Linked DNA regions of Homo sapiens: all the other regions are linked to region 3. Evidence: read pairs that join two places in POLR2A ChIA-PET (ENCODE). Cell type or tissue: HCT116. All regions are shown on one strand. Region 1 overlaps PPARG (peroxisome proliferator activated receptor gamma). Region 2 overlaps IQSEC1 (IQ motif and Sec7 domain ArfGEF 1). Region 3 overlaps CAND2 (cullin associated and neddylation dissociated 2 (putative)).

Evidence for each region. ChIA-PET counts read pairs that join two places held together with the same protein. Peaks named below come from ENCODE experiments on the same cell type or tissue, not always from the same donor. Only the 100,000 strongest peaks of a DNase experiment are listed, where the experiment ranks them.
Region 1: POLR2A ChIA-PET joins it to region 3 with 8 read pairs; 2 of 35 experiments call an interaction of 5 or more read pairs at or near these places.
Region 2: POLR2A ChIA-PET joins it to region 3 with 7 read pairs; 2 of 35 experiments call an interaction of 5 or more read pairs at or near these places.

What each region holds. Positions count from the first base shown.
Region 1 is chr3:12,369,987-12,372,486 of GRCh38, forward strand. The region is part of intron 2 of PPARG (peroxisome proliferator activated receptor gamma); the gene reads left to right. Among named protein-coding and RNA genes, the nearest start is that of PPARG, 82 kb to the left of the region's middle. In HCT116, a CTCF peak has its summit at 970 (motif pointing left); a DNase peak (open chromatin) is centred at 995; H3K4me3 peaks cover 117 bases; H3K27ac peaks cover 982 bases.
Region 2 is chr3:12,907,852-12,910,351 of GRCh38, forward strand. It overlaps IQSEC1 (IQ motif and Sec7 domain ArfGEF 1), which reads right to left. Exons shown (of 14, transcript NM_001134382.3): 11 at 1,422-1,583; 12 at 498-674. The region is part of intron 4 of LOC105376956 (a long non-coding RNA gene); the gene reads left to right. Among named protein-coding and RNA genes, the nearest start is that of LINC02022, 24 kb to the left of the region's middle. In HCT116, no CTCF peak of the experiment used is centred here; no DNase peak of the experiment used is centred here.
Region 3 is chr3:12,808,981-12,811,480 of GRCh38, forward strand. It overlaps CAND2 (cullin associated and neddylation dissociated 2 (putative)), which reads left to right. Exons shown (of 15, transcript NM_001162499.2): 5 at 1,079-1,344. Among named protein-coding and RNA genes, the nearest start is that of CAND2, 14 kb to the left of the region's middle. RefSeq lists a silencer at 1,107-1,556. In HCT116, a CTCF peak has its summit at 1,237 (motif pointing left); a DNase peak (open chromatin) is centred at 1,431; H3K4me3 peaks cover 1,045 bases; H3K27ac peaks cover 1,184 bases.

The DNA of each region.
Region 1 (2,500 bases), 440 kb before region 3:
GGGACTACCTTCCACCTCTCTCCTGTCTTTCAGATCCTTTGTTTCCTGGTCCCATCTTTTCTCTTCTTGGTTCTGGTGGAGAACTCTGGGAAAGAGTACGTGGGAGGTAACTTTTCTGGATGCCTTATCATTCTGAAAATGTCTTTACTCTCATACTTGATGGACGATTTGGATGAGTCTAAAATTCTAGGTTGGAAATTTTTTTTTCTCTTGAATTTTGGCAACATTGTTCTATTGATTTTCTAGCTTCCAGTGTTACTGTTGAGAAGTTCAGTGTCATTCTGATTCCTGATCCTTTCTATGGTACTTTTTTTTTTTCCTGTCAGGAAGTACTTATGATCATCTCTATAGAAGGGGTATTAATCTTGACAGTGTTCCTTTCTGTGTGGTTTAAGAAATCCTTTCTCTCTTGGGTTTTGTTACTGTTTTATAAATCCTTGATCTTAGTCATTCTAAGGTTAAAGAAAAACTGAGGAACAACTCAGGAATACGTTTCAAGTACATGTGATAAAAGGCAAATATGCAGAGGATGATAACTATATGTTTAAAAAATGGGAAAAAAGAGATAGTCGCAAACTTCAACATAGGTTAGATCATCATTTCTCAAACCATATTCCATCACATATTAAGCTCCTCAAATATTGCACACTGTGCTTTTTTCTCTCTTTTGTGTATTCTCGTGAACATTAGCCTGTTAGTTTAAGAAGTCTCACAGTAAACCTATTTAACCTTGCTTAACCTAGCATTGCCTAAATTTACTTGATCACCAGATTTTTTTTGTTTTGTTTTTAATTATTTTTAAAGGAACATTATTAACATATGTATAACACAGTTGGGGAAATGCCAGATAAGACATAGACTTTCCTGGCTGCTAAAGAGCAATTAAGCATTGGAATGAGTAACCAAGAGGAGCTGTGGACTCTCCTTTTCCAGAGGCCTTTAAAACAGGACATCTGTTTTAGGCGTAGTCCTGTTTAAACAATAGGGCTTTGCTGGCGGTTCTTCCTCTTCCTGTCCCCTAGTGGTAGTGTTGGAGGCTTTTAGCCCACCTTTTATATGACTGTAGTACTCTGGTGACTAATGTGTACACAAATTACTGTTATACTATTAATATTAATTATATTTATTGAGAACTTATTAAGTATCCAGCCCTATGGTAAGTGCTCTACATACATTATCTAATTTAATCCTCACAACAACTCTAGGAGGGAGACAATATTAATATTCTACAGATGGAGATTAGATATGAAGAGATACGAACTTCCAGCAATAGGGTTGGATTGGAACCTCGGGCATCTGACATGGAGCTGTGCCCATCCTTCTTCACCGTTAATGTTCAAAACAGCAAACGGCACAAAGCAAGCAAACAACATTTGTATATCTGTACTTACTATGTAAAAACAAACCAAGATAATGCTTACTTTATTAGACTATTCAAGACTATTCCCTACGCCTTTTGATTAATTCAGAGTTCATGACTTTTGTTAGAAACAAATTCTGTTACAGATTTAGTTCTTCGCATTTTATTCTGTGATAATTTGCCATCCAGGAAATGGTTCCTTACATGAGACTTTTTCCCTCATAAATTTGATGACATTCATATACATTCACTAAAGACCCCCAAAAAATAAATCTGGATCTGTGAAAAGTGGCAAAGGTTAAAAGTCCCATTTTCAGCATATTTACATGTAGTAACAACTTGATAACACAGCGCTGAGAATGCCAGGCTCAGAGGAGCCAAGCTGGGCTCCCGTCCAGTCAGCCTCTAGCTCACCAGGAAACCCTGAGCAGGTCACTTTGCCTCATTTTCTTTATCTGTCAAATGAGAACTCAGATGATCTCAAAACAGCCTTTTCTGCTGTAGTGTTTCAGGATGATTCTTGTCTCTGGATGTCGCTGTCATGATGGGAGAGGAATTAGTAAATTCCCAGGTCAGTTTACACTGCAGAGTGATCTTGATCTGCATGAATCAGTAAGGATGGGCTGGATAAACAAGTTGGAACCACAGTTATGAGTACCATGACATTAACTGAAACAAATGAGAAGGGATTGAAAAATCGGCGGTTAAGTGTCTTTTAAGGTCATTTCCAACAAAACTACAAAGGACCTATGAAAGGCTTTTCAGGCACGTACTCTTGTTGCCTAGCTGAACACATTTCTCCAATAAAGCTTTCATTTGAGAGTTACTCTTCATAGTACATCCCCTGCCCCCCTGCCTGCCTGGCACATTATAGGTATTCATGAAGATTTGTTGGAACTGTTAAATAATTGTTTAATATAGAACTGGAAGATCAGGAAGAAATAATGTTTTTCTAACCAGTATCCAGTGTAAAGTCACAAGTGTGGGCTATGGAGCTTCAGACCATCTGGATTCAATGCCAGTTCTACTGCTTAGTTACTGCGTACTTTTAGGCAAGTTACTTACTTCCAGGTCCATGCCTCAGTTTTCCCATCTTTAAAGTAAATTATAAATGCACCTACTTCCTCGGGCTGGTTGTGA
Region 2 (2,500 bases), 99 kb after region 3:
CTCTGGGCTGGACGAGGCCCGGGTTTCCCAGGAGAGGAGGCCCCGCAGGGAAAGCAAGACCGGGGACAGTGGGCAAGGGGGCGCCAGACAGATTAGAGGGTTCCGCGCAAGTTCATTCATCAGCATGAAGCACAGGGACGCGGCCGCACAGAGAGCACGGGACACAGCCGCCGGCTCACTCGGGCTAGAGCGACTTCCCAGATCAATAAACAAGTAAATAAAACCCCTGGAAGAAGAAAGGGAAAATGGGGGTGACTTCCCCAGCTAATTCGTGTGCAATGCCTTTCTTTTTGACGTTTGGGTCCTGTTTCCCTGTGTCTTTTTGGGGCGCCCTTTCTGTATGTCACACGCTGCTCTGCTTTGCGGAAGGTCAGGGGAAATGCCGCACTGGCTTCGCCGCAGGCCCTGCCCCGCGTGATGCATGCCCTGAATGCAGACGCCCTGCCTCGGTCTTGCATGCGCTGGGCTAGCAAGGTGGTTCTAGGCCAAGCTCTTACCGGCTTCCGAGAGGTCCCGCAGGGAGCTGCTGAGGGCGCTGCGCTTGAGGCCCTCACCGCTGGCATAGCTGTCGTCCAGGCAGGCCCGGCTCAGTGTTCCGTTGCCCGACTCCTTTTTGAGGCTAGAGCACTGGGACATGCTGGGCCGCACGACGCCTTTCTGCTTCTCGAGCTCCGCTGGAACAGAGAGGGTGAGGGTCCTGGTGAGAGGAGCACAGCCTAGAGTGGGCAGGAGACGGGGCCTTCTGCTTGGAGCTAGCACTGTCCTGAGCCACCATCTGCTTGGAATGGGGAAGGGTTGTTTCTGGGAAAGAGGGTGTGATGGCCACCCTGGACAAAAGAGCAGAAAGGAGATCCCAGGAGGGAGGCTAGAGAGACCAGAGGGCCTTGTGACCTGCAGGAAGGATAGTCACCTTCCAGGCTCGGGAGTGGACAGGGAGGCACAGACTTGCCTGGGTCTGAGAGATGAGCAAAGATTAGCCAGGGTCTTCCACAGAGAGGGCAGTGGTAGGGAGTCCCATGTGCCTCCAAGGAGTAGACCTGGAGCCAGGGAGTAGACCTGGAGCCAGGGATGGCCTTGGCTGTGTGACCCATCAGTCGGTTGAGCCTGATGCAGAAGATGACGAGGTGCAGAGAGGCCAGCTGGGAACTCTGCGGGCTCTTGCGCACGGGATGACCAGAGAGCCAGGGTCTTTTGATGGACATACAACAGGCAACAGGTAGGGCGGGTCCTGGATTGGACTCCCTCTGTGCCTCCTGCAGCCTGGGAACACAGACTGCCCCATCATGTGGCCATAGGGAAGGCCAGAAAAGACTGGGGGACATCTTGTCTCTGTGAGCTCAGAAGTCACTGCCCTGACATGGGGAGGCAAGTGCCAGAGTCTGGCAAGTCTCGGCCTTCTGTCCATGAGGCCTGGTACTCACACTCTATCCTGTGCTTCTCCATCTCTTGGACTTCCGCAATGGACTCCCGCAGGTCATCGGTGAATTTCTTCCGGTCTTGAGGGTTGGGGGCGTTGAAGTTTATTAACACTTTGATATCTGCTCCGGGGACAGACGAGGTGAGCCGGATGCCATTGGGGTAGTCTGCAAAAGGGAAGGAGAGGGGAGGAGGCCCACGGGTCTCAGTGTGTTCTCTGCAATCTCCTCTCTGGTCAGGAAACAATGGTAGGGCTGAGTTGTGCGTGAGCCTGGGATAAGTGCCGGGAGTCCAGCCTCCGCAGTGGCAGGCTGCAGGGGTGCAGAGCAACCTCATCTCCCGACTTGGGAAAGATGGTCTGTGTCGCTCCACATGTGACTCAGGGACAAAAGTGGTCGAGCTCAGGGGAGGCTGCTGGGGCCGCGTCCTGGAGGAGGACAGAGGTTGCGTCCTGAGAAAGGTGGGAGTCTTCTCTAGTCATCTCAGTTCTGGACAGCAGTGAGCGCCATATTCTCCCGAATGGCCTGTGGCCCACAGCTCCCATGGGGTGCACTATGGGCACTCCACAGCCAAGGAACCCTGTGCCCAGACCTGCCTGGTGCCACCTCCGGGCTCTCAGGGTCCCTGGGGCTTTGGTCTCCTGGCGGTGCTGCTCCGGCAGTGGGAGTCACTGGCAGAGCATCAGCCACTGGATGTTTGAAGGTTCTTGGACCAAGTACCAATCCCACCTTGGCTCAGACCAGGTGGGCCTGTGGGCAGCTGCAGAGTGCTCCTGTGTGCATATGTGTGCACATGTATGTATATGCAGCCCATTACTGCCACGTGGGAACATGTGCCTAGTGACACCAAACCTTCTGATTTTCAGAGAGGCCCAAAATATCTACATTTTGATGTAGAGACTGGCTCAGCAAACTTTTTAAAAATATGCAAACCATATAAAAGATAACTGAGCTGGGCCTGCCTCCCAGGCTGTCAGTTTGAGACCCCTGGAATGACGGCATGTCCTATAGAAGCTGCAGGCTTGGCTCTTGCCAGCACCCGGCACCCACGATCTAAGGCCAAGCCCTGGGACCATAGACATGAT
Region 3 (2,500 bases):
TGTTCTACCCTGATCTTTCTCTCTGCAGTGGAGAGTAGGTGGGAGGGGATTGAACAGGCAGGGGACTGGTTAAGAGGCTGCTATAGGGAAAGCAATTCGGGTTGTATTCAGGAGGGGGACTCCACAGGACTTGGAGTGGGCAGGGGAGGCAGGGACTGGAGGCTGACCCCTAGGGTTCTGCCTTTAGTAACTGGCGGGGGCAGACAGAGGTGCTGTGATGGGGTGCACTCCGGGAGCCAGCAGCAGGTGTGTGGGGAGGAAGGTGATGGATTCAAGCTGGGGCATGTTGAACTTGAGGCTCCTGGGAGGCACTCACTCAACCACACACTCCATGAGGGCAGCTCCCAGGATCAGTCTGTCTTGTTCACCCTGGCTTCCAGCACAGTCCCTGTCACTTAGCAGGTGAACAGGCAAACAAATGAAACCTAGGAGAGGGGGTTGGGTAGGACATAGAAATAAGGGAGGGTAAGGTCAGCGTGTTTCTGTAAAGTGAGAAAGAAAAGGTCTCAAGATGTTTACAGGACAGAAAATGCACGGGCCTCGTTTGAAGGTGTGGATAGAAGCTGCTGAGGCAGGCAGGAGCTGTGCTGTGTGCGCAGAAACCATTGTCTGGTGTTGCCTCTTGTCTTGAGCCCAGAGCTCAGCATCTCCAAAGGCACTAGGGAGCCATGGAAGGAGTTAAGCAGAGGAGTGACCAGGTGAGAAGTAGACTTTATACTGCTCTGGTCTCAGCGAGGAGGATGGACAGAAGGGGATGGTATTGAGGCAAGGCCTAGACTTCCAAGAAATAGGGACAGCCTTACTAGATCCTCTATGCTTTCCCCTATCAGGTCTTTCTCCCTAGGCTGGGAGCCAGGCTTTGCACTGCTGAGAAGTCCCTTTCTCTCTCCGCTTTCTCTCATGTAACAAAAGTAATTAAAATAATTCCTCCTCACAGTTGCAGGGCACCTCTTTTGCAAGGGCCATTGAGTTGCCATAATCCTGGGAAGGAGGCCGGGAGAGAATGGGGAGAGGGGCGGAGCCTGGCCCAGGTTGCCCGCGGAGTGCGATCGGCCTGATGCCCCCTCGTGCTCCCCAGGCTGGGTGTCCCGCTGGGCGCCTTCCACGCCAGCCTCCTGCACTGTCTGCTGCCACAGCTGAGCAGCCCGCGCCTGGCGGTGCGCAAGCGGGCGGTCGGAGCGCTTGGCCACCTGGCGGCCGCCTGCAGCACCGACCTCTTCGTCGAGCTCGCTGACCACCTACTGGACCGGCTGCCCGGCCCGCGGGTGCCCACCAGCCCGACTGCCATCCGCACCCTGATCCAATGTTTGGGCAGCGTCGGCCGCCAGGCCGGCCACCGCCTCGGTAAGGGGGCAGGGGGCGGGGCCTGGGCTGGCATGGTGGGCGGAGCTTAGGGTGAGCCAATGACTCGGTAAAGGGGCGGAGCTTGGGCCGCAGTGCAGCCAGGGCCTAAGGGTGGGCCGTCTGCCTTGGTAGGGAGGATGGGGCGGGGCCTGGGCTGATGTGGTGGGTGGGGCCTGGGGCGGGCGGCTGAAGCCCCTGAAACGCAGAGGTTGGGGCCGGATAGGGCTTGAGAGGCGCAGGGCGGGCCCTGAGCTCGACAAACCCCCAGGCCTGAGCCCCTGCTGAGTGCAGACGGTTCAGAGAAGGGGGTTGGTTCAATCACTTATGAGACGTGGAGGCTGGCTGGTAATTACAATTTTAAGTCATGCCACTAAACTGTTAGACTATGTTCTCTTCTCCCAGTTTGACAAAGATATCTTAGTAACAGCCCATGAGCCAAGTTTGAATTTTTAAGAAACAATTTAATGTGCATACAATAAACCGCACTATTTAAAGTGTGCAATTCAGTGTGTTTTGACCTTTGTGTATATCCGTGAAACCTTTCCATCACCCCCAAAAGCTTCCTTGTGTCCGTTTGCAGTCCAGCTCTCTGCCTTGTCCAGGAAGCCACTGATCTGCTTTCTGTCACTATAGATTAGTTTTTTAGAAATGGAAAGCTGCAATCAGGTTTGAATGTATCCTCAGACACCTTGGAGTTCTGACTATACCAAGACAGTTTGGATAGAACTGGCATATGGTCAGCCCCTCCCAACCCCTGGCTCTCTCACTGCAAGGGGCCTTGCAGGCACACGGCGGGGGGTGGGGGGGGGAACCCCAGCTGACATGGCCACACCCTGTCCCATTTCTCCCAAACAGCAGCCAGCCCTCAGCCATCCTTGGTTGCATGGACCTAGGAAAGAGGCCTGCGCAGGCTCGGACAAGGGGTCAGGATCCATTGGGCAGGAAACTCGGGTCCCCAGATACCCAGACAGAATGGAGTCTAGGAGTGTTGGGGGTCTCTAGGTCAGCATGTCTCTTCTTATGCTGTAGGGAAGGGTATGGCTGGAGAAGGGCTTGAGTGGAGTGCTCTAAAGCCTGGAGACCAGGCAGGAACCCCTCTTGCCTGGTCTATTAGGGCAGTACCTGCCTCCCTTTCTCCTATCCAAGGACTTAAACC